Regions from separate parts of the Homo sapiens genome. Here regions 2 and 3 are each linked to region 1. A link is an interaction called in ENCODE POLR2A ChIA-PET data of the cell type or tissue named here. Cell type or tissue: endothelial cell of umbilical vein. All regions are shown on one strand. Each heading gives the region's core, and the rest is flanking DNA. Links, peaks and the distances in the headings are about the cores only. Region 1 holds the start of MESP1 (mesoderm posterior bHLH transcription factor 1). Region 2 overlaps TICRR (TOPBP1 interacting checkpoint and replication regulator). Region 3 has its middle 6.0 kb from the start of ARPIN-AP3S2.

Region 1 (7,924 bases), core at 2,925-7,924:
GGTGACACGAGGGATCTTCCTGTCACAGGCCATTCCTGATGTCCCTCTCCTGCTCCATATCTCTTGGTGGCTCCCACGTGCTCACTTAACATTAGCTATTAGGTTTCAGATCTGAGAACTTCTAGGGGCTGTGGTTTCAACATAAAGTGTGCTTCCCACACATATGGTCTCTTGTCCAAATATGTGTAGTTGATTTTGTACTTAATAAAATACAGGCTGGGCATGGTGTCTCATACCTATAATCCCAGCACTTTGAAAGGCTGAGGTGGGAGGATCACTTGAAGCTAGGAGTTTGAAACCAGCCTGGGTAACAAAGTGAGACTCAGATTCTACAAAAAAAAATATATATATATTTTTTTTTATTTATATATATATTTTTTGAGACAGAGTCTCGCTCTGTCACCCAGGCTGGAGTGTGGTGGCACCATCTCGGCTCACTGCAACCTCCGCCTCCTGGGTTCAAGCAATTCTCCTGCCTCAGCCTCCCAAGTAGCTGGGACTACAGGCACCCGCCACCATGCCTGGCTAATTTTTTTGTATTTTTAGTAGAGACGGGGTTTCACTGTGTTATCCAGGATGCTCTCAATCTCCTGACCTCCTGATCCACCCACCTTGGCCTCCCAAAGTGCTGGGATTACAGGTGTGAGCCACTGCGCCCGGTCCAAAATAATATTTTTTAATTAGCTGGGTGTGGTGATGCACGGTGCCTGTGGTTCCAGCTACTGAGGAGTATGAAGTGGGAGGATTGCCTGAGCCCAGGGGATCGAGGCAGCAGTGAGCCAAGATTGCGCTACTGCACTCCAGCCTGCGTGACAGAGCAAGACCCTGAAAAAGAAAAAGAAAATAAACAAACAAACAAAAAAACCCAAAACCAAATTCATTTCAAAGCATTGTTGACAACCCAGTAATGGCGGTTTCTTCTGGCACAGGCAATTGGGAGCCCCAGAGCAGGATGGTAAACAGGTTTGCTCTACCTTCTGCACGTGTTGACTTTGTAACTATGTGTAAAGCAAATGCTCTACTTGCAAATAAAGATACGAAGATAAAACACGAGTTTGTGGTCATTCTGAGTTTACTCAAGTAAAGCTACGAAATGAAGTCACAATCATGCGAGAATCAGGGCTTTCTTGGCATTGAGAGGCTTAGCAGTCCCTGGACCACAGGGCACCTGGAGCCTCCTGAGGTCCAGCCTTTCTGCTTTCTGGCCTTTTCTTTTCTTTCTTTTCTTTTCTCTCTTCTTTTTTTCTTTTTCTTTCTTTCTTTCTTTCTTTTTTTTTTTTTGAGACGGAGTCTTGCTCTTGTTGCTCAGGCTGGAGTGCAATGGTGAGATCTCAGCTCACCACAACCTCCACCTCCTGGGTTCAAGTGATTCTCCTGCCTCAGCCTCTCAAGTAACTGGGATTACAGGTGCCTGCCACCATGCCCAGCTAATTTTTTTGTATTTTTAGTGGAGATGGGGTTTCACCATTTTGGCCAGGCTGCTCTCGAACTCCTGACCTCAGGTGATCCACCTGCCTCGGTCTCCCAAAGTGCTGGGATTACAGGCGTGAGCCACCATGCCCGGCCGCCTTCTGGCCTTTTCTCTGCACCCACTCCCACCCCGGCACACAGAACACTTTACCAATTCCCAACCGCATGTTCCCTTGGGGCCTAGTGGCATCAAAGAGGCCCAGTCACTGGGCCCCCATGCCAGTTTCCTGAGTTGGCTCTGGAGCCCAGGAAGGCATCCATCTGCTGCAGTCCAGGAGTGGGCTCTGCTGACAGCTGCAGGCTGAGGAAGTGCCTCTTGGGCCAGGCTGTCCTTGGGTGTAGATGGATCCTAGGGCATATGCACAGGGAGGGGGCTTCTCCCCTTCTCCCCACTCTAGGGGTTGGCTGGCACTGCTTCTCCTGGATGTGATCCTGGGCATAGGCATTCTGGGGCTGCTGGGACAGACTGCAGAGGAGGAGGAACAGAAGGTGTCAGAGGAGGCCAAGAACAGCAGGAGACAGAAGAGATCCCAGGAAGGAGGGGTGGGAGACATGCCCAGGGAGAAGGTACCATGCCATGGGGCCATCATCGCTACAAACCAGCTCACCCATCAGGCTCACTGGGCTGGAAGCTATGGGGGAATGCAAAACATCAGACCAGCAAAACTGGAATCCCAGCACTTTGGGAAGCTGAGGCGGGCAGATCACTTGAGGTCAGGAGTTCAAGGCCAGCCTGGCCAACATGATGAAACCCCATATCTACAAAAAAATACCAAGATTAGTCAGGCATGGTGGCATGCGCCTGTGGTCCCAGCTATTCAGGAGGCTGAGGTGGGAGGATCGTTTGAGCCTGAGAGGCAGAAGCTGCAGTGATCCCAGATCATGCCACTGTGCTCTAGCCTGGGCAATAGGGCAAGACTCTCTCTCAAAAAAAGAAAGAAAACAATCAAACACAAATTGGGACACATATCTATTCCACATCAGCTAATCAACTCTGAGTGTCCTGTACTGCTTGGATAAGTAACAAAGTATTACATACTGACATTATTCCAAAGGAGTTTACAATCTACTAGAAACAATTAGGATTTAAAACATAAGAGCATGAACAAGAAGACAAATAGTTTGGAAAACTACCATACTAAAGTTCAGAGAAAGCTTCATCAAAGGTAAAAATTGGGCTGGGACTGGGCACAGTGGTTCATGCCTGTAATCCCAGCACTTTGGGAGGCTCTCTTGAAGTCAGGAGTTCCACATGGAGAAACTCCGTCTTTACTAAAAACACAAAAATTAGCTGGGCGTGCTGGCACACACCTGTAGTCCCAGCTACTTGAAAGGCTGAGGCAGGAGAATCGCTTGAACCCAGGAGGTGGAGGATGCAGTGAGTCGAGATGGTGCCACTGCATTCCAGCCTGGGTGACAAAGCGAGACTCCATCTCAAAATAAATAAACAAACAAATAAAAATAAAAATGTTGAGCTAGGTTTTGATGTTTAGAAAGCTTGCTAAGTAGGAATGAGGGCACTACAGGGTGGGGCAGTGGCATGGACAACGGCAGAGAGGTGGGACTTGGTGTGTGCGTGTGTGTGTGTGTGTGTGTGTGTGTGTAGAAAACAGAGGAAGACAAGTCTCATGTGCCAAGGGGTCTGTGTCCCAGAGCAGAGACAGCCTGAGGGCTGAGAGGATCCACATTCCAGAGATCTTGGAGGCCAGAGGAAAGAATGTAGATTGAAGGGAAGATGGAAGAAATGTTTCCTACAGAAGATTAGACTGGGTGAAGGAAGTTGGGAGAAAGACTGGATTCGGGTAATGGAAAGAAAAGCAAAGAAAGAGGTGGACCTGAAGAAAATACAGAAAGAAGGGATGTCATCTGGTGACGGCTTGGAAGGAGAAGGTGAAGTGGGAATCCCTGCAATTTCATACCATGAAGAAAGCTGGTATTGCTGAGAACCAGGCCAGTTAAGCAGAGAAGATGGGCGAGGGGTGAGTGGAGGGGTAGGGAGGAAAGGGGGTGGAGGAGGGAGGGGACGATGAGTGGTTTGGTGTACACCAAGCTTGTCCAACCCACGGCCCAGGATGGCTTTGAATGTGGCCCAACACAAATAAACTTCTTAAACATTCCGTAAACTCCTTAAAACATTATGAGTTTTTTTTTTTTTTTTTGCAATTTTGTTAGTGCAGTAGCTATCATTAGTGTATTTTTTTTTTCTTTTTTTAGACAGAATCTTGCTCTGTCACCAGGCTGGAGTGCAATGGCACAATCTCAGCTCCCTGCAACCTTTACTTCCCAGGTTCAAGCGATTCTCCTGCCTCAGCCTCCCGAGAGCTGGGACTACAGGCATGCGCCACCACACCAGGTTAATTGTTTGTATTTTTAGTAGAGACAGGGTTTCATCATGTTGGCCAGGCTGGTTTCGAACTCCTGACCTCAAGTGATCCCCCTGCCTCGCCCTCCCAAAGTGCTAGGATTACTGGCTTGATCCCATGGTGCCCAGCCTCATTACTGTATTTTATATGTGATTCAAGAAAATTCTTTGTCTTTCAATGTGGCCAGGAGGCGGAGGTTGCAGTGACCCAAGATTGCGCCACAGCACTCCAGCCTGAGCGACAGAGCCAGACCCTGTCTCAAAAAAAAAAAAAAAAAAAAAAATCAGACATCTGGCACTGAAAGAAACCATTCCGCTTGAAAACAGGTAAAGATATGATGCCAGACACCCAGACACCAGGTACTTCACAGTCTGGCTGGAGAGCAGATAGCCATGCACGAAGTACCTATTAAGACCAGGGTGCAAACTCAAACTCCTGAGGGGCCAGGTGAAATTTCATCCAGGCTGCAGTGCAATGGAGCGATCTTGGCTTACCATAACTTCCGCCTCCCGGGTTCAAGCGATTATCCTGCCTCAGCCTCCCGAGTAGCTGGGATTGCCGGCGTCTGCCACCATGCCTGGCTAATTTTTGTATTTTTAGTAGAGACGGGGTTTCGCCATGTTGGCCAGGCTGGTCTCAAACTCCTGATCTCACGATCCACCCTCTTCGGCCTCCCAAAGTGCTGAGATTACAGGTGTTAGCCATTGTGCCTGGCCCTTTTCTAATATTCTTTAACAACTCTGCTTTCTTGGATGGGAATTCATGAGCTCTAGTACTTGAGGAGATTTTCATCTGTAGATGTTAGGATTTTCTTATCTACTATATTCAGCACCCATCCTGGAGCAAACTCAAAGAAAATCTGCCTTGGATCCTTCTGAGTACTGAACATTTGAAGAGTTCTTCTTTCGTGATATCCAGTAAATTAGAACTGTCCTTCCTGGCAAGCTCAAGTTGTGCTTCAGGAAATTTGGCAGGATCTGCCAGGTTCCCACGATTCTTTGCATTGGTGGAATATGGTACCAGTGCTTCAGAAGGAAGCATTCTTTTTGGAATGGGTTGTCTCCAAAAAGAATGGAACAGGTTTGGATAGAATTTCCAGACTTCTTGGATCCTGTAAGGCTGTAGTGACACCACCACCATTTTTTTCAATTGCAGCAATAGCTAGTTCTGAAGCCAACTGTACTTCAATATTAACTTTTTTTTTTTTTTTTTTTTTTTTGGACAGGGGGTCTCACTCTGTCATCAGACTGGAGTGCAGTGGCATGATCTCAGCTCACTGCAACCTCCACCTCCCGGGTTCAAGTGATTCTCCTACCTCAGCCTCCCAAGTAGCTGGGACTACAGGCACGTGCCACCATGCCTGGCTAATTTTTGCATTTTTAATAAGACGGGGTTTCACCACGGTGGCCAGGGTGGTCTCAATCTCCTGACCTCATGATCCACCCCCCTTGGCCTGCCAAAGTGCTGGGATTACAGGTGTGAGCCACCGCGCCCGGCCCAATATTAACTTTCACCTGAAAGGTGTCTGCGGCCTTTTCGACCAGCTGAACACCATAATCCTCTTTAAGTGGCTGAATGGTCACACCTCTTCCATTGACAAGCTGGGTTAAGTCAATAGGTTGAGTAGGATCAACACGACCCAAATCAGTAACATATTACAGTCTATTGATACTTAAAGGTTGATACTGGTGTCTGAAGCTAAGTCCTTCATTAAATCTGTATTTTGGGATTCCGATGTAAAATAGAGTCTGGCCATCCCCAAAGCCCAGCAGAGCCAGTTTCCTCTCTGCCTTTCTCTTTTATGGCCTCTGCCGCATTTTCTACCTCTTCTCCGACCTTTTGGTCGTCTCATGGGTTTCCTGGAGCCAGGATTCCGCTTTAAATTGGTCAGGCTCATGCGCAGCAGGGCCCAGAGCTGCCATAACCTGCGAAAAGAGTTTTATTTCTTCCTTTCTGACCTGTATGTCTTTTGTTTCCTAATTGCATAGCCTAGATCCTCCATCTGGTACAATGTTGAATAGGAGTGGTAAGAGAGACACCCTCGCTTTGTTCCTGCAATCGGGGGGTGGGGGGAAGATTTCAGTCTTTCACTACTCAGTATGAGGCTACCTGTAGGTTCTTTGTAGGAGCCTTTCATCAGGTTGATGAAATTCCTCTCTATTCTTAGTTTGCTGAGAATTTTCATCACGAAGGGTGTTGGATTTTGTCAAATGCCTTTGCTGCGTCATTTCCACTCACATTTCATTGGGAAAACCTGTTATACCTGTCCAATAGCGGCAGAACATCAGGTAAAGGCCAGTGGTGACAGCTGTGGCAACAGGCCAAGCTCCAGACCTTGCCAGGCTAGAGGTGGCCTGGGGTTGGAGCAGGCTTAACCCCCTCCCTCTGCTCAGAAGGTCCAGCATCCTGACCAGACTCGGCAGCTTATTGAATTTGCCGGGGTGCAAGCTTCCTTGCACTGTCCACATGTTCTTACCAGGGAAGGGTCTACCCAGGGCCATCCTGCCTCAAAGGAGAAGTGGTTTACTGTTTTCTCCACCTTTAGAGGGAATGAGGGTCCCTGCTCCTGGTCCTTACTCTACTCCACTGTCCAATTGGCGCATGCCCTGAGGCTCTCATTATACAAATTGGAAGCTAAGGTGCAAAAGAACTAAGAATTTGCATAAGGTCCCCAACAGGTGAAGGCAGGCCCCAAACCTAGGATCTAGATTTCGTTTTTCTGACCCCGCTTCCTTTAACCTGCAGGGCTGGCCCAACGCCCCGGGCTTCACCCAACACTGGGCGCAGGCGGGAAGGCCGAGAGGCTGGGTCGGGCGCCCAAGCGAGGGCCCAGGTGGGGCGAAACAGGCGCAGTCAAGGGGCTGGCACCTTGGCCCCCCGCCGTGGATTCAAAGGGTCAGGCTCCGCCCCCTCCAAGCCCCGAGCCCACTTTGATGTGCTGATGCGGCCTGGAAGGGGCCACTTCACACCTCGGGCTCGGCATAAAGCGGCCGCCGGCCGCCGGCCCCCAGACGCGCCGCCGCTGCCATGGCCCAGCCCCTGTGCCCGCCGCTCTCCGAGTCCTGGATGCTCTCTGCGGCCTGGGGCCCAACTCGGCGGCCGCCGCCCTCCGACAAGGACTGCGGCCGCTCCCTCGTCTCGTCCCCAGACTCATGGGGCAGCACCCCAGCCGACAGCCCCGTGGCGAGCCCCGCGCGGCCAGGCACCCTCCGGGACCCCCGCGCCCCCTCCGTAGGTAGGCGCGGCGCGCGCAGCAGCCGCCTGGGCAGCGGGCAGAGGCAGAGCGCCAGTGAGCGGGAGAAACTGCGCATGCGCACGCTGGCCCGCGCCCTGCACGAGCTGCGCCGCTTTCTACCGCCGTCCGTGGCGCCCGCGGGCCAGAGCCTGACCAAGATCGAGACGCTGCGCCTGGCTATCCGCTATATCGGCCACCTGTCGGCCGTGCTAGGCCTCAGCGAGGAGAGTCTCCAGCGCCGGTGCCGGCAGCGCGGTGACGCGGGGTCCCCTCGGGGCTGCCCGCTGTGCCCCGACGACTGCCCCGCGCAGATGCAGACACGGACGCAGGCTGAGGGGCAGGGGCAGGGGCGCGGGCTGGGCCTGGTATCCGCCGTCCGCGCCGGGGCGTCCTGGGGATCCCCGCCTGCCTGCCCCGGAGCCCGAGCTGCACCCGAGCCGCGCGACCCGCCTGCGCTGTTCGCCGAGGCGGCGTGCCCTGAAGGGCAGGCGATGGAGCCAAGCCCACCGTCCCCGGTTAGTGTCCCCTTCCCCGCGCCCCCTTCGTCCGTGCCCCCGCGCACAGCCCCACCGCCCGCCAAGGTGAGGACCAGGCACCCTGCTGCTCCCCGCCGGCAGCCTGGCCACCTGGCCACCATAGTATGCCCAGGGCTCCAAGAAGCGAAGGCAGGGAAAGGCCACGCAGAGGACTGGGTCTCCCCTCGCTAGGGGCCCCCTGAGAGTGGAGCCCACGAGCGCGGACACCCGCACAAGGCCACCAGTGCTTGAGGGCTGCGCTGTTCCGTCTCTCCCTACAGCTCCTTCCGGGCGACGTGCTGGCTCTGTTGGAGACCTGGATGCCCCTCTCGCCTCTGGAG
Region 2 (10,849 bases), core at 17-5,016, 140 kb after region 1:
TCACGCCTGTAATCCCAGCACCTTAGGAGGCTAAGGCGGGCGGATCACTTGAGGTCAGGAGTTCGAGACCAGTCTGGCCAATATGGTGAAACCCCGACTCTATTAAAAATACAAAAATTAGCTGGGCGTGGTGGCATGCGCCTGTAGTCCCAGCTACTTGGGAGGCTGAGGCAAGAGAATCGCTTGAACCCGGGAGGCAGACGTTGCAGTGAGCCAGGATCGCGCCACTGCACTCCAGCCTGGCGACAGAGCTAGACTCTGTCTCAAAAAAAAAAAAAAAAAAAAAGATAGCTGGGTGCAGTGGCACACACCTGTAGTTCAGCTACTCTGGAGGCTGAGGTAGGAGAATCACTTGAACCTGGGAGGCAGAGGTTGCAGTGAGCTGGGATTGTGCCACTGCACTCCAGCCTGAGTGACAGAGTGAGATTCCTACTCAGAAAAAGAGTGAGATGGTTAGAATGTGGTTTTGTTTTGCTTTTATTTTTTGGAAAGCAATTTTACAACATCAGAATTATAAACCCCATTAATATATTAAAAAATTATACCAAACTATCAGACTATCACAGTAATGAGCAGCAACATTCAAGTTTCTGTTTAAGAGCCTTAATTTCTGCCAATGTGTCAAGGATGTTATAAAAAATTTAATTAAAAATATATATGCCTCTGACCCACCAATTTCACTTTTCGCAATTTAACCTATAAACTTCACAAGTGTGTAAAATCCATATACGAATAATGTCGAGATGGGTTTCTGACAAAATAGAAGGAGGTGTGCTTCTATTACCCTTGAAATCAAGCTAAAAACCCATGACATTATCTATACAATGAGCAGGAGACAATTCTGAAAGGCAGAGAGAAGAAGGCAGCCTGGCTGGGGACTTTGGGACCTGAGGAGGGCAGTGAGCTAGCTCCCTGGGTTTTCTGTTTGCTGCCTACACCCCTAGACTGGGTGCCAGAAAAGCTGACAACCCAGGTATACCAGGAGCAAACTACAGATGCCCCAAGGAAGGAGAGCTCTCAAGCCAAAGAACTAGGAAAGGGTCAGCCAAGCAAGACAGAAAACTTTCAGACAATAACAGCCCTACTCCAACCAATCGCTGCAGAAAAAACTGCAGCCCCACCCACACCTCTGTCAGCAAAGGCTGAGTTGGGATCCCAGACTTCCACCTTCTCTATGTTCACAGATGAATGGATTTAAAAACCGTGGAGTATCTATTCCATGGAATACTTCTCAGCAATAAAACAGGATGAACTATTGCATGCAACAACATGGATGAATCTCAAAATAATTGAGGCCAGACAAGTGTATATTTTATATGGTTCTCCTGCTCCCATGGAGAGCTTATAGAATGCTCTTTGGTTTTAAGCAACATAGTTAAGATTTAAGTCATGAAGGTCAAGAGAAGCGAAGTAGTGGCCCACAAGGCCGCTTTGAGGTGGTGTGGGTGTATGAAGAAGCCCGGATGGGGATGTCACTCACCTGCCCTTGATTTGTCTGTGCAGCAGCCTTTTGGAGATCTGCTTATGCACTGGAGTCTCGGCCACACTCTTAGTCAGCAGTTTGTGATAACCTAAAATGTAAACACAGCTTAAATCATAAATTTCATTTAACCTCATCAAGAAGCAGCAGTAAGGCCAAGGGAGCAGTTTGAACTTCTGTATGGCTTATTACCTAGCTGGAGAGGATCTTAATGGTCTTTGGGCTAAGTTCTATGGTTACAGGACTCAACATGATAGAAGTTTGTCAGCACTATTAGAGATTAAAAAATGACATAAGACAATGTAAATATAGGCTGGGCACAATGGCTCATGCCTGTAATCCCAGAACTTTGGGAGGCTAATGAGGGCGGATCACTTGAGGTCAGGAGTTCAAGACCAGCCTGGCCAACACGGTGAAAGCCTATCTCTACTAAACATACAAAAATTAACTGGGCGAGGTGGTGCGTGCCTGTAAGCCCAGCTACTTGGGAGGCGGAGGCAGGAGAATCACTTGAACCCAGGAGGCAGAGGTTGCAGTGTGCCAAAATCATGCCGCTGCACTCCAGCCTGGGCAACAGAGGGAGACTCCATCTCAAAAAAAAAAAAGACAATATAAATATAAAATTTTATCTAATAAGCAATCCTGAAAAAATGAAAATTGCTCACTTGTTAAGACTAACACCTAGTTGGTGGTTCTAGTATTTATGATTAAATGAAATATGTGAAAATGCCGATATGCCACATAAATGTTAATTATTAAGATAAACGTAGGTGGCATAAAATTTCTTAGTAGAGTAGGCAGCCAAGCTACTTATGAGAGGACTGATTTAAAGTGAGCTTAAAATGATTAGTAAAGAGGAGTGATGCCAGTAAGAATGGTGAGGTAAGGACCTCTGAACACTCTCCTCCATAAAGGAACAGAGATCACTGGGAAAAATGGTCAAAAATCTTTTCCAGAACTCTGAACATTAATTAAAGGTTTGCAACAATCTAGGGAGTATTTGTTCAAGAAAAATGGTTGAATCTCAGGAAGCTTTAACTTGCCTTAGTCCCTGCCCCTTCCCCCTAGCCCTACGGTAGCTTTAAAAATCAATTTCCCACAATCACAGTGAAAACCAACAGCCCAGCAGCCTCTGGACAGGGCAGAATGGGGTTGGAGCTCCTCCAAAACTCCATTCTCAGATAACTGTCATCCATTAACCTGTCTGGCAGTTCCCTGGAGAATCCTACTCAAATCAAGGCTTGTCTTGCTTTGACCTGACTCAGAACTCATACAGTGTAAACCACCTTTTTCCCTGACAGCATTTACTGAAAACAATCAGCAGCAATTGTTAAATGTTACAGCTGCCTGAGGTGGTGGTAACATTTGGTGCAATAACAAGCTGGCCAAAAGTTTAATTGGGAAAATTGGGGAATGAGACATCACAGGGGACTTTGCAAATCTCTGATGACATTCTTAGGCATCCAAAAGTCCACACACGTGTAGCACTGTGCATGTGCCGAGGATAGACTTGAGAAGCCTGTAAGCTGCCACCTATGGCTAACCTTGAGGCTCTGGCAAAACAGAAAGTGAAGTGGAATTCTAAACTGCCTGGCTGAGTGTTGAAGGCATGACCCAACACACAGAGCCCCTCAGTAGGGGCTGTGAAACTTATGGGTTCCAGGCATTTAAGGAAATCTCTGTCCAATCATTAGTTGACCACTAAGACCACTGAGCAGAGGCTTTAGTGGCCACACATGATAAAGAATACAAAATTTAAACAAATAGTTTAGAAAAGTGACTAAACAAAAACAATAACAAATCCTGGCAGGGTTGGGGTGGATCTGATTGTTACAGCTGCCTCATTATATTGTTTAAAATATCCATGCTGGGTGCAGTGGCTCATGCTTGTAATCCCAGCACTTTGGGAGGCTGAGGCAGGCGGACTGCTTGAGTCCAGAAGTTCAAGACAAGCCTGGCCAACGTGGTGAAACCACATCTTTACAAAAAAATACAAAAATTAGCCAGGAGTGGTGGTGCATGCCTTTAGTCCAGCTAGCTACTTGGGAGGCTGAGGTGGGTGGGAGGATTGCTTAAGCCAGGAAGTCAGGGAGTTTGAGGCTACAGTGAGCCAAGATCATACCACTGCACTCCAGCCTGAGTGACAGAGCAAGACTCCATCTCAAAAAAAAAAAAAAATCCAGTTGTCAACAAAATTATGAGTCATGCAAAGAAACAAAACAAAAAAGTATGGCCCATACACAGGGGAAAAAAAATCAGCCAACAGAATCTGTCCCTGAGAAAGTCCAGACATTGGACTTACTAGAACAAGACTTTATTTATTTATTTATTTATTTATTTTTGAGACAGAGTCTCGCTCTGTTGCCCAGGCTGGAGTGCAGTGGCGTGATCTCGGCTCACTGCAACCTCTGCCTCCTGGGTTCACGCCATTCTCCTGCCTCAGCCTCCGGAGTAACCAGGACTACAGGCGCCCGCCACCACGCCCGGCTAATTTTTTGTATTTTTAGTACAGACGGGGTTTCACTGTGTTAGCCAGGATGGTCTGGATCTCCTGACCTCGTGATCCACCCGCCTTGGCCTCCCAAAGTGCTGGGATTACAGGCGTGAGCCACCGCGCCCGGCTAGAACAAGACTTTAAATCAGCTGTTTTAAATATGTTCAAAGAACTAAAGAAAATCATACCTAAAGATCTAAAATATGAGTCCAATGACTTGCCAAACAGAGAATATCAACAGACGGAAAAAAAAAAAAAAAAAAAAAAGCGAATAGAAATTCTAGAGTTAAAAAGTATAACAAAAATGAAAAGTAAATTTGAGGTGGCAAAGAAAGAGTCAACAAATTTGAAGACAAGGTTAATTGAGATGATCCAGTCTAAGGAAGATAAAGACAAAAGAATGAAGAAAAATGAACAGAGCTTCAGATACTTGTGACACCATCAAGCACAACACACACATACCGGAAGTCCAGAAGGAAAGGACAGAAAGGAAGAGGCAGAAAGAACATTTGAATAAATATTGGCTAAAAATGACCCATATTTGATGAAAGACACTACACATCTAAGAAACTCAATACAAGTAGAATAAAGTGAAAGAGATCCAAAACCAGACAAATCATAATCAAACTATCAAAAGTGAAAAAAAGAAGATCTTGAAAGAAGCCAGAGAGCTATTCATCGTGTACAGATCCTTGATGAGATTAGCAGCTGCTTTCTCGTCAGAAACAAAAGACAAAAGGCAGTGTGATGACATATTCAAAGTGCTGAGAGAAAAAAGACTGCCAACCAGGAATTCTATACCCAATGAAAGTATTCTTCAAAAATGAGGAGAAATCATCACATTCTCAGAATGAAACAAAATAAAACAGAATTTGTCATTAGCAGACCTACACTATAAATAATACTAAAAGGAGTCCTGTGGGCTGAAAGGAAAGGGCACTAGGGTAACTCAAGTCCACATAAAGAGTTAAACAGCATTGGTAAAGGTAACTATATAAGAAAAACATTATAAAAGTGTTTTTTATTTGTAACTGTTCCCCCCTGTTATTTAAAATACAAAGTAATGATTATAAATCAGTGTTGATGGGCATACAATGTATAGATGTAATTTGCATGACAATATAGAACTAAGAAGGGATAGTCAGTAGAACTATACAATAGCAAAGTTTTTATAAACTGTCAAAGTTAAATTGGTATCAATGAGAACTAGGCTGTTATAAGTTAATATCTTAATTGTAATCTCCAAGGGGAGTGAGGTTATGCAACATGATGGAGAAGAAAGCTCTAGGGGTCAGTCCCTCAACCCAAATAACTAGTAAACTAGAAAAAAAGATCAGAATTCACTATTTTGGAACCTGGCAACTTGATTGAACACCTGTAATAACCTAGGAAGTGCTTGATGATGGGAGAGACTGATGATCTTTAGGAAGGGAATGATGTGCATGAACTGGCTACCATTTCCCTTTTCTCATCCCTGCTGTAGCTATTGGGATAGCAGCCCACATTCCAGGAGCAGCTGGCTGGTGCTAGGGCAGACAGTGAAGACCTCGTCCTCCAAAAATTGGGGGTTGCATGCTTTGGTCAACCAGGCAGATTCCTGTAGGAGCAGTGCAGACACTGCCTTGGTTTCAGCTCTCTTAGGCTACAGTGGGTTTCTCCCAATTATCAGAAGTTTAAGGGACAGACACACCTTCCCCCTCCTCGTTTCTTGAATCAGACATTTAAGGAAATCCTTCTTAGGTCATTGGCTGACCACAGAGATAATAGACAGAAACTTCAGTGACCACACACAACAAGGTATACATACTTTACACAAATAGTTCAGAAAAGGCACAAATGAATAGCTGAGATCCTTAATAAGCAAAGAACAGGAATCCCTGAGGGGTGACAGGATCTGACCTCCATGCAGTTACCACATTATAATATCCCTAATAACTAGTCCTCAACAAAAAACTACGAAGTATACAAAGAAACAAGAAAGTATGGCCTATTTACCAGAAAAGAGAAATTTGGCAAAAACCGTCACTAAGGAAGCCAAGACATTGGAATTACTAGTCAAAGATGTTAAATCAACTTCTCTAAATATGCACAATGAGCTCACTTAAACCATATATAAGAAACTAATGGAAATCAGGAAAATAATATATGAACAAAATGAGAATATCAATAAAGCAATAGAAATGATAAAAAAGAATCCAGTAGAAATTCTGGAGCTGAAATGAAAAAACTAACTAGAAGGGTCAACCACAGATTTGAGCTGGCAGAAGAATCAGTGAACGTGAAGATAAGGTAATTGAAATTATCCAGCCTGAGCAGAAAGAAAAAATAATTAAAAAAAAAATGAACAAAGTCTGAGGGACCTGTAGGACACCATCAAGTGTACCAACACATATATCATGGGAGTCTAAGGAGGAAATGAGACCAAAAGTGGCAGAAAATTTTTTGAAGAAATAATGGTTAAAACCTTCCAAAAATCTGATGAAAGACATGAACATATACATCCAAGAAGTTCCACGAACTCCAAGCTGAATAAACTCTAAGAGATTCACACTGAGACACGTTGTAGTCAAAGTGTTGAAACCCAAGGACAAAGAGAGAATCTGGAAAGCAGCAATAGAGAAGCAGCTTAATAAGATTAATAGTTGATTTCTCATCAGAAATTTGGGAGACCAGAAGGCAGTGGATGTCACATTTGAAGTCCTGAAGGGGGAAAAAAAAATTGTCAACCAAAAATTCTATGTCCTTCACAAATAAAGTAGAAAGTAAGACATTTCCAAATAGATAAAAGCTGAGGGAGTTCATAATCAGTAGACTTACCCTGTAAGAAAAGCTAAAATGAAAGGTAGTAGACAATAACTCAAAGCCATGAGAAGAAATAAAAAACAACGGTAAAGGTAACTAGACAGATAAATATAAAAGCCAGCATTATGGTAATTTTGTTTTTTTTTTAAACCCTATATAATTTAAGTCTGTATTAACAGGTACACAATGTATAAAGATGCAGTCTACAACAATATAAAGAAGAAGAGACAGAAATACATAGTAGCAGAGTGTATATTATTGAAAAGAGGTTGGCTTTATTCATAAAGCCAGGTTCTTTTAAGCTTAAGATGCTAACTGAGGTAACCAGTAGCTGGGTTAACCAAGGTAACCACTGAGAAAACAACTTAAAAATACACAGAAAAAGAAAGAATGGAATTAAACTAGTATACTACAAAAAATCAGCTAAATACAAAAAAACAGGAATTGAGAAACAAAAAAGCATAAAACATAGAAAATGACAGTTGTTCCTTATTAGTAATTACATTCATAGAAGTGGATTAAGCACTGCAATTGAAAAGCAGAGATAAGAAGAATGGATTAAAAAAACATGATCCAACTCTATGAGGTCTATAAGATATTTAATTTAGATACAAAGACACTAAGGTTGAAAGTAAAAGGACAATGAAAGATATCCTATGCAAAAGAGCTGGTGGGTGGGGAGCTGTATTATTGTCAGACAAAACAGACTGTAAGCCAAGAAAGATTACAAAACACAAAGTACATTACCTATTGGTAAGAAGTTTAATTGATCAAGAAGACATAATAATTATTGACATATATACTTAAGTACAGAGTCTCAAAATACATGAAGCAGAAATTGACAGAACTGAAGGGAGAAATAAATAATTCAACAATAATAGCTGGAGACTTTAATATGCCACTTTGAATAATAAATAAACAATAAAACAGAAGCTCAACAAGGAAACAGAAGACTTGAATAATACCATAAATCCACTAGACCCAACACACATCTATAGAATGCTTCACATTCTTCTCAAGCACACATTAAACATTCTCCAGGATAGACCAAATGTTAAGCCACAAAATAAGTCTCAAGTTTCAAAAGACTGAAATCATACAATGTATGTTTTACAACAATAGAATGAAACTAGAATAAGCAGAGAAGAGAATTTAGGAAATACATATATGTGGAAATTAATGCGCTCCGAAATAACCAATGGATCAAAGAAGAAATCACAAGGGAAATTAGAAAATATTTTGAGATGATGAAAACAAAAACAAATCATATCAAAATTTATAGGATATGCCTAAAGCAGTGCTTTATTAAAAAAGATCTCAAATCAATAGCTTAAACTTCACCTTAAAAAAGTAGAAAAAGAGCAAACAAAAACCAAAGCCAATAGAGGGAAAAAAAAAAAATGAAACTGAGATTAGAAAACCAATAGAGGCCAGACGCGGTAGCTCACACCTATCTCAGCACTTTGGGAGGCTGAGGCGGGCAGATCACTTGAGGTCAGGAGTTGGAAAGCAGCCTGGCCAACATGGTGAAACCCCGTCTCTACTAAAAATACAAAAATTAGCCGGGTGTGGTGGTGCACACCTATAATCCCAGCTACTGGGGAGGCTGAGGTAGGAGAAGCGCTTGAACCTGGGAGGCAGAGGTTGCAGTGAGCCAAGATCACGGCACTGCACTCCAGCCCAGGAGACAGAGTGAGTGAGACTCTGACTCAAAAAAAAGACAAAGAAAACCAATAGAGAAAAAACAATAAACCAAAGTAAATTCTTTGAAAAGATTAACAAAATTGACTGGGTGTGGTGGCTCATGCCTATAATCCCAGCAACTGTGGGAGGCCGAGGAGGGCAGATCGCTTGAGCTCAGGAGTTTGAGACTAGCCTGGGCAGCATGATAAGACCATGTCTCCACAAAAAAATTTTAAAAATTAGCTGGGTGTGGTAGTGTACATCTGTAGTCCCAGCTACTCAGGAGGCTGAGGTGGGAGAATCACTTGAGCCTGGGAGGTGGAGGCTGCAGTGAGCTGAGATTGCGCCACTGCACTCCAACCTGGGTGATAGAGCAAGAACCTGTCTCAAAAAAAAAAAAAAAAAAAAAAAAAAAAGATTAACAAAATTGACAAACCTTTAGCTAGACTGAAGGAAAAAAGAGGGAAGAAGACTCAAATTACTAAATCAGGAAAGAAAGACGGTACATTACTACTAATCTTACAGAATCTCCCTTTCCTTTTTCCTAGCTATTCTGAAATGTGGTACCTTTGTTCTTCTTGAAGTTGTCAAGTTTATCCTCTAGACCATCCACAGCTGACACAGAATGGCTTCTAGGCAACCCCCGCTTTAGTGATCTCTTTGAAGGGGAAAGCAATTCCTGGTTGAAAAGATTTCTTCGAACTTTGGTCACTTCTGAAAGCATCAAAAATTAAAAGAAAAAGAAAAACCCAAAGATTATCATCAATAAATGCCGTATCTGAGAAAAGATAACCAAAACAGAGAAGCTCCTTGAGGAAACTACAGATTGCTATTGTCACATATGCTAATAAGGTTTCCTTAAATAGCATATTCCCATAATGCATTAAAAATATTTACTTTTGCAAATTAAAAAAAATTTTATATGTTATTTTGCATGAGGTAGGGGTCCAATGTCATTCTTTTGCATGTGGATATCCAGTTGTCTCAGCATCATTTGTGCAAAAGACTATTCATTCTCCATCAAATTGTCTTGGTACCCTGAATATCAGTTGACCATAATAAATGCTAGTGCTAATTTCTTTTTTAAAGGCTAGATAGAATTCAGCAGTGAAAACTTCTAGTCCTGGGCATTTCTTTGTGAGTAGTTTTTTGATAACTAATTCAAACTTTTTACTTGTTATAGATCTATTCTGATTTTCTATTTCTTCTTGAGTCTGTTTTTAGTAGTTTGTATCTTTCTAGGAGTCTGTCCATTTCATCTAGGTTATACAATTTGTTGGTATACAGTGGTTTGTAGTATTCCATTACGAATTCAATTTAAATCTAACTTTTCAGGAACACAAGGAAGGCCCCCACCACTTATTGAGTTAGAAGCTACTCAATGTAAGATGGACATAATTCTTAAGTAAGAGGATGGCTAACATAGGTCATCGTCCTTTTAATATATCCCATGTTATGATTATTTTTCTCACTTTGGACATTTTTGCTGCTGTGTATTCAGCTCAGCATTGAGCAAAGAATTGTTCAATTCTATAATTTCTTTCTTCTTCTTCTGACTACTTTACTAAGCTGCTGGGACATTTTAAATTTTATTCTTGACTCCAAAGCATGAAAGTTCTCATCATCTAGACTCAAAGTTAGAAAAAAATAGCTGAAAAGTCAAGAAGTACGTGGCAAAGCCAGCAAGACAATACCTTAATCTTAAGATAGTCTGGTGGAAGTGATCCAAAAATTCACCAAGGGTGAATTCTTCAAAGATTAATCATTTAAACCCAAACCAAATAATCTAGGATCCACAAACTGGGAGCAACCCTTGTGTTTACCCATCAATGACATAAAGGTTCACATTAAGGTTATTAAGGACATCAATAACACACACCAAAGTTTTAAAAATTGTTTCCTTATCTCCATTATAAGAGTTCCTGTTACCTAACTTAGGCTGTTGGTGAAATTGATTTATGACCTGAAAGCCAAATTTGGTTTGTTATTCTCTATTTTCCCAATGTTTTGAAAAGCTTAATTTCTATAGCAAGTTTCAAATAATAATAAAATTAAACATACGCCCATCACTAAAGTTCACCAACTGACAATATTTGTTTTCTCCTTCCTTCTCTCTGTATGTACGTTATTCCCCTAAACACTGGAGAGTAAATTGCAAACAACTGTTCACTTCCTAAAGGTCAGCATGTATCTCCTAAAAACAAGGACATTCTCCTCCATAACCCCAACGCCATTATTACACTCAAAATATCTTTAGCATTGATACAATATTATCTAGCATACACCGCTTCTTCAAATTTCTCTAGTTGTCTCAGTAATATCCTTTCTAGTATTTTTTTCCCTAAATTTAAGATCCAAGCAGGGATCATGGAATGCATTTAGCTATCATG
Region 3 (10,346 bases), core at 2,624-7,623, 170 kb before region 1:
CGAGATCTCGGTTCACTGCAACCTGCGCCTCCCAGGTTCAAGCAATTCTCCTGCCTCAGCCTCCTGAGTAGCTGGGATTACAGATGCGTTTCCCCACTCCCAGCTAATTTTTGTGTATTTAGTATGGGGTTTCACCATATTGGCCAGGCTGGTCTCGAACTCCTGACCTCAGATGATCCGCCCGCCTCAGCCTCCCAAAGTGCTGGGATTACAGGCATGAGCCTCTGCGCCAGGCCAATATCAATTAAATAAGTGGCTGCTGAGTACACTGTACTGTACTTTGCTGCTTTCAGTTAACAGTAAGTGAAATCATTTAATATTGTGCATGCACACACATACGTACAGTATGCCATGTATGCACATGCTTCATTCTTTTTTATGGTTGCATAGCCTCTCTTTGAATTGATATTTCATTATTTGTTTAGCCAGTCCCCCACTGATGGACATTTAAGTTGTTTCTAGTATTTTGCTATTTCAAACAATACTCACGTACATGTCATTTCGCATTCAAATATTTCTTTTTTAAATAATTAAATTAATTATTTTTATTTTTATTTTTATTTTGTTTGAGCCAGAGTCCCACTCTGTCGCCCAGGCCGGAGTGCAGTGGCACAATCTTGGCTCACTGAAACCTCCGCTTCCTGGGTTCGAGCAATTCTTCTGCCTCAGCCTACCGAGTAGCTGGGATTACAAGCGTGTGCCACCGTGCCTGGCTAATTTTTGTATTTTTGGTAGAGACACGGTTTCACCATGTTGACCAGGCTAGTCTTGAACTTCTGACCTCAAGTGATCCACCTGCTTCAGCCTCCCAAAGTGCCGAGATTACAGACGTGAGCCACCGCACCCGACCAAATTAATTAATTTTTGAAACAAGGTCTTGCTCTGTCACCCAGGCTGGAGTACAGTGGCACAATCAGCTTCAATCTCCAGGGCTCAAGCAATCCTCCCACCTTAGCCCCCCGAGTAGCTGGGACTATGAGCACACGTCACCACGCCTGGCTAATTATTAATTATTTGTAGAGATGGAGTCGAACTATGTTGCCCAGACTTGTCTCAAACTCCTGGGCTAGGGCGATCCTCCCACCTTGGCTTCTCAAAGTGCTGGAATTACAGGTGTGAGACACCGAGCTGGCCTTTTTTTTTTTTTTTTTTAATAGCTGAAACTTTAAGTTTTGTTTACAACAGCCATCCCAGGCCTGGCACAGTGGTGCTACAAAAAGTTTAAACATTACCTGGAAATGGTGGTGTGCACACCACCATTACTGGGGAGGCTGAGAGTTGAGCCCAGGAATTCAAGGCTGCAGTGAGTTACTCCAGAGTGAGATCCTGTCACTTTAAAAAAAAGGTCAGGCACGGTGGCTCATGCGTGTAATCCCAGCACTTTGGGAGGCTGAGACGGGCAGATCACTTGAGGTCAGGAGTTTGAGACCAGCCTGGCCAACATGGTGAAACCCCCATCTCTACTAAAAATACAAAAATTAGCCAGGCATGGTGGCACATGTCTGTAATCCCAGCTACTTGCGGGGCTGAGGCACGAGAATCACTTGAACCTGGGAGGTAGAGGTTGCAGTGAGCTGAGATCACGCCACTGCACTCCAGCCTGGGTGAGAGAGTGAGACACCATCTCAAAAAAATAAAAATAAAAATAAAAATATGAGGAAAGAAATAAAAAAGGAAAAGCCATCCACAATGAAACTATTAAAGTTATTTATTTATTTATTTATTTATTTATTTTTTAGTATTTTTACAGTTCTTTTAAATTTGTATCACTTATCTATTTGAGAGTCAATTGTCCTGATACACTTTGGACCAACTGAAATAGAATTGGATCAAAACTCCATTCACTGCTTAACTTCCATATTCCTTTATTAAGAATGCCATGATGGCATTTCAGGTTTCCTGGTATCAGCGTCAGCTCAGACCCATATTTAACAATCCTTTAAAATTATGGGCCAGGCGCAGTGTCTCAGCCTGTAATTCCAGCACTTTGGGAGGCCAACCGGTCAGATCACTTGAGTCCAGAAGTTTGAGACCCACTTAGGCAACATGGTGAAACCTCATCTCTACAAAAAATACACAAAAATTAGCTGGGTGTGGTGGCATGCACCTGTAGTCCCAGCTACTTGGGAGGCTGAGGTGGGGGGATCACCTGAGCCTAGGAGGTTGATGCTTCAGTGAGCTATGATTATGCCACCGCACTGCAGCCTGGGCGACAGAGTGAGACCTTGTCTCCAAAAAAAAAAAAAAAAATTTTTTTTTGAAAAAAAGCATCGGGCTGGTGGCTCATGCCTGTAATTTCAGAACATTATGGGAGGCTGAGGCAAGAGGATTGCTGAGCTGAGGAGTTCAAGACCAGCCTGAACAACATAGTAAGACCTTGTCTCTATTTAAAAAATTAATAATATAAATAAAATTCTGGGTAGTCTCTTTTCCCTTGTGCAGTTATTTGATTAAATGACCATGATCCCTCTAGGGGCAAGTCTAGAGAACTATTTTTTTTTTTTTTTTTTTTTTTGGAGACGGAGCCTCTGTCATCCAGCATCCAGGCTGGAGTGCAATGGTGCAATCTCGGCTCACTGCAACTTCTGCCTCCCGGGTTCAAGCAATTCTCCTGCCTCAGCCTCCCAAGTAGCTGGGACTACAGGTGCATGCCGCCACACCCAGCTAATTTTTTGTATTTTAGTAGAGACTGGGTTTCACTGTGTTGCCCAAGCTGGTCTCGAACTCCTGAGCTCAGGTATTCCACCCGCCTCAGCCTCCCAAAGTGCTGGGATTACAGACGTGAGCCACCACGCCCAGCGAGGACTATTTACATATATACATGTGATGGTGTTCCTCGAGGGGGCACAGCCTCTCCTTCAATCAATGGACTCTGTGTCTGAAAACTGACTCAGGCCTGGAAATGGATGAGGGAGTGTAATTTTCTATTGTAGTGAGCATCAGTCTTTTACCCATCAGGTCTAGTTTTTGTTTTTATTTTTATTGAGACCGAGTCTCACTTTATTGCCCAGGCTGGAGCACAGTGGCATGATCTCAGCTCACCGCAACCTCCGCCTCTTGGGTTCAAGTGATTCTTGTGCCTCAGCCTCCCGAGTAGCTGGGACTACAGGCGTGCGCCACCACACTGGGGTAATTTTTATATTTTTAGTAGAGACGGGGTTTCGTCACATTGGCCAGGCTGTCTCAAACACATGACCTCAGATGATCTGCCCGCCTCGGCCTCCCAAAGTGCTGTGATTACAGGCATGAGCCACCGTGCCCAGCCTGTGTTTGTTTTTTAATACAAATTGAACATCATGCTCAGAGGCAGTCCACCTATCTTGACCCTGGTACCATAAAGCTTGTCCAGGCATCCTAATTGCCTACTCTAGCCTGGCTGCTCCTTCTGACAATTACATCTACCTTGCCTGGCAGGTAAGTGTGGCCACTAGGCCCCTGCCATTCCCAAATCCCATCATCTCCTTTTACTTGGGAGTCTAGTTCCATGGTAGTATCTATTCTATCAACCCCACAGGGCATCTCAAAGATACCTGACTTCCCTTGTTGCCTCTGGGCTGCCTGGGTATAGTTAGATGGTGGGTCCTCAGGTCCTAGACAATAAATCCATTTTAACATTGCTCTCTCCCTGAGTCTCATAACCTCTTCTTCAATACTGTCAAGGAAGTTCTGGCATCTCCACCTAATTGTTGTGTGCAAGTTTCATATTCAAGTTTTCCAGTTCAGGCTTTTCAGGGTTTTCAGGCTCATCCACCCCAGGTCCCCAGCCCAGGGCCTCACTTTTTTCCTAGAGGAGCCGTGATTTGACAGGAGACCTATCAAGGCTGCACACTCAGGCTTCTTTGACAGCTCTGTCGTCATCAGATACTGAGCCCGATTTTTAGCAGTTGTCCCTGAAGCTTCAGGAAATGAGTCTCCTTAAAAACTGCCACAAAGCTCCCCATGGCTATTTTTTTTTGAGACAAAGTCTTACTCTCTCATCCAGGCTAAGGTGCAGTGGGATAATCAGGGCTCACTGCAGCCTCTATATCCCAGGCTCAACTGATCCTCCACCTCAGTCCCCGAAATAGCTGGGAACCACAGGTTTTTTAATTTTAGTAGATATGAAGTCTTGCTATGTTGCCCAGGCTAGTCTTGAACACCTGGGCTCAAGCAAGCCTCCTGCATCAGCCTCCCAAAGTGCTGGGATTACAGGCATGATCAACACCATGCCTGGCTCCTCTGGGCTCTCTTAATCACTACTTCCCCTTCCACAAAGATAACTTCCTTGCTTTTCTTTTAGAATATAACCACCCAAGCTTTTATTTCCAAACAATATAGTTTAGTCTTACCTAACTTTTTAACATTGCATAAATGAAACGATATAATCTACAGCTCTATGAATTCTTTAGTGACTATCTTCTTTACTACAACATTCTATTTATGACAGTCCTCATGTTGTGAGTTGCAATCAGTCATTCATTTTTATGGCTGTATCATATTCCATCGTAGGACTACATGCCAATTTATTTATAAATTCTACCTTCTCTAGACATTTGAATTGTTTCCAGTTTTGAACTATTATGAAGAGTGTTGCTATAAATTTTCTTTCTTTCTTTCTTTTTTTTTTTTTTTGAGACAGAGACTCGCTCTGTCGCCAGGCTGGAGTGCAGTGGTGCAATCTCGGCTCACTGCAACCTCTGCCTCCCAGGTTCAAGCAATTCTCCTGCCTCAGCCTCTTGAGTAGCTGGGACTACAAGCAAGCGCCACCATGCCCAGCTAATTTTTGTATTTTTAGTAGAGATGGGATTTCGCCATGTTGGCCAGGATGGTCTCCATCTCTTGACCTCGTGATCCTCCTGTCTCAGCCTCCCAAAGTGCTGGGATTACAGGTGTGAGCCACTGCACCCAGCCTCTATAAATTTTCTTGTATATATCTTTTTTTTGAGGTGGAGTCTCGCTCTGTCTGCCCAGGCTGGAGTGCAATGGCACAATCTCGGCTCATTGCAACCTCCACCTCCCAGGTTCAAGTAATTCTCCTGCCTCAGCCTACTGAGTAGCTGTGGGTTTACAGGCGTGTGCCACCATGCCCGGCTAATTTTTTATATTTTTGGTAGAGACAGGGTTTTACCATGTTGGCCAGGATGGTCTCGAACTCCTGAACTCAAGTGATCCTCCTCCTTTTTTTTGAGATTTGGTCTTGCTCTGTCACCCAGACGGGAGTGTAGTGATGCAACCAGAGCTCACTGCAGCCTCCATTTCACTGGCTCGGGGTCCTCCTGTCCCAGCCTCCTAAGTAGGTGGGACTACAGGGATAATCTACCAGGCCCAGCCAATTTCTTTTATTTTTAGTAGAGACTAGATTTCACTATGTTCCCCAGACTGGTCTCAAACTTCTGAGCTCAAAGGATTCTCACACCTTGTGTGTTGGGATTACAGGTGTGAGCCACTGCACCTGGCCTTGTCTATATCTCTTGGTGTACATATGTAAATGTTTCTATTGGTTGTATACCTGGGAGTGGAATAGCTGGCTCATAAGGTTTGCCTATGTTCGGTTTTCACAGATACCAAAACAGTTTTCTAGAAACTGATTTGAGTAATAAATAATAAGGCTCTGGTCTCCCGCAAAAAAAAAAAAAAAAAGTTTTCTAAAATGATTGTATCCTGTCCCCACACCCGGCCTCCCCATGGCTTGTACATATCTAAAGTTGGCTGTTAGCTATCCTGAGACTATCATTTTCTTTTTTGTAAGGTTTCAATGCTGTTAATAAAAGCTGGTCTACCCTACATTTCTTTTCTTTATTTTTTTGATGCAGAGTCTCACTCTGTTGCCCAGACTGGAGTGCCATGGTGCAATCACAGCTTACTGCAGCCTCAAACTCCTGGGCTAGAATGGTCTCGAAACCCACCTCAGCCTTCTGAGTAGCTAGAACTACAGGGATATTTCACCATACCCAGCTAATTAAAAAAAACTTTTTTGTAAAATTACCAGTTTCAATAATAGCTAAAAGTGTTCAAAATGTTAATAAAGGTTTTTGTTGCTTGGCTAAATAAATAAATAAATAAATTTTGTAGAGACAGGGTCTTACTGTGGTGCGTGGGTTGGTCTTGAATTCCTGGCCTCAAGTGATCCTACCTCCTTGACCTCCCAAAGCACTGGATTATAGGCATGAGTCACCACACCTGGCCAAATAAAAGCTAGCCTACTCAACATTTCTTGTAATGATCATTGCTCCATACCAGTCAAATGCCACAGATGCCCCGTTTACCTGCCCAATTTCACTCTCCACCTACAGCTCACCCCCAATGAACTACAGGTGAGAACCTTAATAATTTTGTTGCCACTTCGTGCCAAGGGTTATCATGAACCACTTACCACTAGTAACAATGCTCATATTGCTGTCATGAGGGATTGTTTCCATGTGAAATCAGTGGAGCCCTAGGCAGAATTGATCACTACAGAGAGGTGAAGACAGAATAGGTCAAAGGCCTGGGAAGAATGTGAGGCCAAGAGGCTCTGAATGGCATTAAGAGATGTTTGATCTAGGCCAGGCATGGTGGCTCATTCCTGTAATCCCAGCACTTTGAGAGGCTGAGGCGGGTGGATCACCTGAGGTCAGGAGATTGAGACCAGCCTGGCCAACATGGTGAAACCCTGTCCCTACTAAAAATACAAAAATTAGCTGGGTGTGGTGATGCACGCCTGTAATCCTAGCTGCTTGGGAGGCTGAGGCAGAATTGCTTGAACCTAGCTATTGGGAGGCTGAGGCAGGAGAATTGCTTGAACCTGGGAGGTGGAGGTTGCAGTGAGCTGAGATCACACCACTGCACTCCAGCCTGGGATACAGAGCAATACTCTGTCTCAGAAAAAAAAGAAAAGAAAAGAAATAGATGTCTGATCTAAAGGCATATCATAGATTTTCTTTCCAAACTAGGCTTACTCCATTTGCATTTATTGATGTGATGTGATGGATAGGTTTGGACTTCATTCTGGCATCATGTTATGCTTTCTCTCTTCAGCGATTTCTTTGTTTTTCTTTCGCTCTGTGGTGTGTATGTAATTTCTTCAGGCTTTTTTTTCACTGCCTTGGTGGCAATTTGGCATGCTATTTCTTCTGGAACCACCAGACTTTGTCAGGACAAGATGTGTCAGATATGCTAAGATGCGATCTGATGCATACAGTCTAAGACTCCACACACAAATGCACTTTCTGTTTGTTTTACTGCTAGACATTTGTGTCCTACACAGGAATCCTGATAAATTTGATTTTGCCTGATGCCCATCAAAAGACAGGGAGAAAAATGGTTGGTATGTGTATAATTACATGCGCAGTTTTAGGGAAGACATTCCTGAGAGAACTTTGATTTTGACTACAGTTAAGGAGAATCTTCTGCTTATAATTTCATCTGTCTGATAACTGGAAGAATTTTCTTTTCTTTTTTTCTTTTTTCGAGACAGAGACTCGCTCTGTGCCCCAGGCTGGAATGCAGGGTGCGATCTCAGCTTACTGCAACCTCTGTCTCCCCAGGTTCAAGCGATTCTCATGCCTCAGCCTCCTGAGTAGCTGGGATTACAGGCGTGCACCATGACATCTGGCTAATTTTTGTATTTTTAGTAAAGACAGGGTTTCACCATGTTGGGCAGGCTGGTCTCGAACTCCCAACCTCAAGTGATCCGCCCACCTCAACCTCCCAAAAGTGCTGGGATTACAGGCGTGAGCCACTGCGCCCGGCCCAAAGAATTTTCTACTACACACCAGCTTCTGGCACATTATGATTCACACTTTGTTCCTTCTCCAGCACCCACAAAATCTCAGTGCCAGGCACTGTAGGGCACATTTCTACTGAGATGTGACCTCTGGCCCTGCTCCTTCATGTCACCCACTTTGTGCTCTGTGCCAGATGAGTTGGCACAGAGGGAGGTAGGATATTTCTACACCAGGATGGCTGGCTATAATTTAATTATAGGTGGAGAAGAGTACAGACCACATAAATGTATTCCACTAAACCCAAACTAAATGTATTCCATGTCAGTTTCCCCTCATTCATATTTTACACCACCATCACTTGACATGAGGCAAAAGAGAATTCTGAGCAAAAAAGTAGTCTCTGCTTGAAGCAAAATTGCCTTAACTATGAAAATTTTACAAAAGCGGATGCCCATGTGAACACATTATGAGAACCTTCCAACACTGGCCTCAATAGGGGCTCATGGAACTGAGAGGCCCAAAGTTTTGGTGTCTGTAGCTGTAAATTTGCTTCTGCTAACAATTAAAAAAAAAAAGAGGGCCGGGCACCCTGGCTCATGCCTATAATCCCAGCACTTTGGGAGCCTGAGGCAGGCGGATCACCTGAGGTCAGGAGATCGAGACCATCCTGGCCAACATGGTGAAACCTCGTCTCTACTAAAAATACAAAAATTAGCGGGGCATGGTGGCACATGCCTGTGATCCCAGCTACTCGAGAGGCTGAGGCACAAGAATCGCTTGAACCCAGGAGGCAGAGGTTGCAGTGAGCCAAGATTGCGCCATTGCATTCCAGCCTGGTGACAGAGCAAGACTCCATCTCAAAAAAAAAAAAAAAAAAAAAAAATTAGCTGCACGTGGTGGTGCACGCTTGCAATCCCAGCTACTTGGGAGGCTGAGGTGGGAGAATTGCAGAGGTTGCAGTGAACCAAGATTGCACCACTGCACTCTAGCCTGGGTGACAGAGTGAGACTCTGCCTCAAGAAAACAAACAACAAAAAACTGGACATTTTGGAAAGTTTGATGATGAGGAGGAACACAAAGCAAGAGGAATTAGTGTAGGAATCAAATGTTGAATGGTGTTAATCGAAGATAACTTGATACTGTCTCCATGGTACCTTGTGGTTTATAATTTAATATAGAGACATTATTAAACTGCAAAATACATGGAAGAAAGTCCAACAAAATTCTGGGGTTTTTTCCCGTGATGATTGATGCTTTTTAGGAAATAAATGTCAAAACCTTTCCAAAAATTTTCCTTTTCTTCTTTTGGGTTCCTCTGTCTTGCTGGTGCCTGGCCTGCAGATTGTGCCGATGGGGTGAAGTTGCAGAGCCTAATAAGCAGATGACTCTTCCTGAGAGGATTTAGAGCAGCCCTGTCCAATACAACTTTCTGCAACAAAGAAATGTTCTGTGTCTTGTAGTCGCTAAACACACGTTGCTATTGAGCACTTAAAAATGTGGCTAGTGAAAGTGAGGAATTGAGTTTTACATTTAATTTAGGTTTAATCAGTTAGAATCGAAATTTAAGTAGCCACATGTGGCTAGTGGCTACCATGGATGGCTGTGCAGTTGGAGCCACAGTGAGGGGGAACGTGACACAGAAAAGGGAAAGAGGAGGAGGACATGCCAGCCAGGTGGCTGTGAGCAGCTGGAGGGTTTTGAGCAGAGAGGGCCAAAGGACAGTTCTACCCAGAGGGGCTTTCCAGTAGGGCTTTTCTATGTTTTTCCTTCTCAGACATACACCGGGCAGCCAGGTAGGCCAGCTAGGAGTGGGGCTGACTCATCCATTAGGCCCATCATACTTTTAGCGGTCCACAAAATGTTTTTATTCTTTTAAAATTTAAATTTAATTTCATTAATTTTTTTTAATAGACAGGGTTTCGCTATGTTGCCTAGGCTGGACTCAAACTCCTGGGCTCAAGTGATCCTCCCACTTCAGCCTCCTGAGTAGCTGGGACTACAGGTGCTCTTTCTTCCTAAAAATATGTTTAGTAATGGATGATTGGATGCAGAAAAAAAAATATATGTTTAGGTTGAAGAAAACACTTTAGACTGGGAGCAGTGGCTCAGGCCTGTAATCCTAGCACTTTGGGAGGCAGAGGCAGGTGGTGACATGAAGTCAGGAGCTTGAGACCAGCCTGGCCAACATGGTGAAACCCCATCTCTACTAAAAATACAAAAATTAGTCGGGTGTGGTGGTGAGTGCCTGTAATCCCAGCTACTCAGGAGGCTGAGGCAGGAGAATCACTAGAACCTGGGAGGCAGAGGTTACAGTGAGCCAAGATTCACCACTGCACTCCAGCCTGGGCAACATAGGAAGACTGTCTCAAAAAAAAAAAAAAAAAAATATATATATATATATATAATTCATATATTCATCTTTATGCCAACCCAGTGGTAAGATAATAATTTTTTAAAAAATTTTTAATGGAGAAAGGGTCCTTTGAAAACAAAAGTGCCTAGGACCCAAGAAAGTCATTGTCTGTGTGTGTGTGTGTGTGTGTGTGTGTGTGTGTGTGTGTGTAGCAGGGAAGGGAGAGGGTGCTTTCTTCTTCCAACATTGACAGCTCATGCTAGACTCCTAGGCACCTGCCTGGCCACCACCCCCTTTAAATGCCGCCC

What was found. Peaks named below come from ENCODE experiments on the same cell type or tissue, not always from the same donor. Only the 100,000 strongest peaks of a DNase experiment are listed, where the experiment ranks them.
Region 2: POLR2A ChIA-PET joins it to region 1 with 8 read pairs; 3 of 35 experiments call an interaction of 5 or more read pairs at or near these places.
Region 3: POLR2A ChIA-PET joins it to region 1 with 6 read pairs; 4 of 35 experiments call an interaction of 5 or more read pairs at or near these places.

Annotation. Positions count from the first base shown.
Region 1 is chr15:89,750,168-89,758,091 of GRCh38, reverse strand. MESP1 (mesoderm posterior bHLH transcription factor 1) reads left to right here and starts at 6,843. Exons shown (of 2, transcript NM_018670.4): 1 at 6,843-7,583; 2 at 7,865-7,924. The coding sequence starts at 6,861. It also overlaps the pseudogene MRPL15P1. RefSeq lists silencers at 6,793-7,222, 7,283-7,572. In endothelial cell of umbilical vein, for the core only: a CTCF peak has its summit at 7,248; a DNase peak (open chromatin) is centred at 7,201; H3K4me3 peaks cover 1,337 bases.
Region 2 is chr15:89,607,127-89,617,975 of GRCh38, reverse strand. TICRR (TOPBP1 interacting checkpoint and replication regulator) reads right to left here. Exons shown (of 22, transcript NM_152259.4): 15 at 9,027-9,173; 16 at 1,481-1,571. It also overlaps a transcript of KIF7 not described here. Among named protein-coding and RNA genes, the nearest start is that of TICRR, 37 kb to the right of the region's middle. In endothelial cell of umbilical vein, for the core only: no CTCF peak of the experiment used is centred there; no DNase peak of the experiment used is centred there.
Region 3 is chr15:89,913,752-89,924,097 of GRCh38, reverse strand. No RefSeq gene overlaps it. Among named protein-coding and RNA genes, the nearest start is that of ARPIN-AP3S2, 6.0 kb to the right of the region's middle. In endothelial cell of umbilical vein, for the core only: no CTCF peak of the experiment used is centred there; no DNase peak of the experiment used is centred there; H3K27me3 peaks cover 159 bases.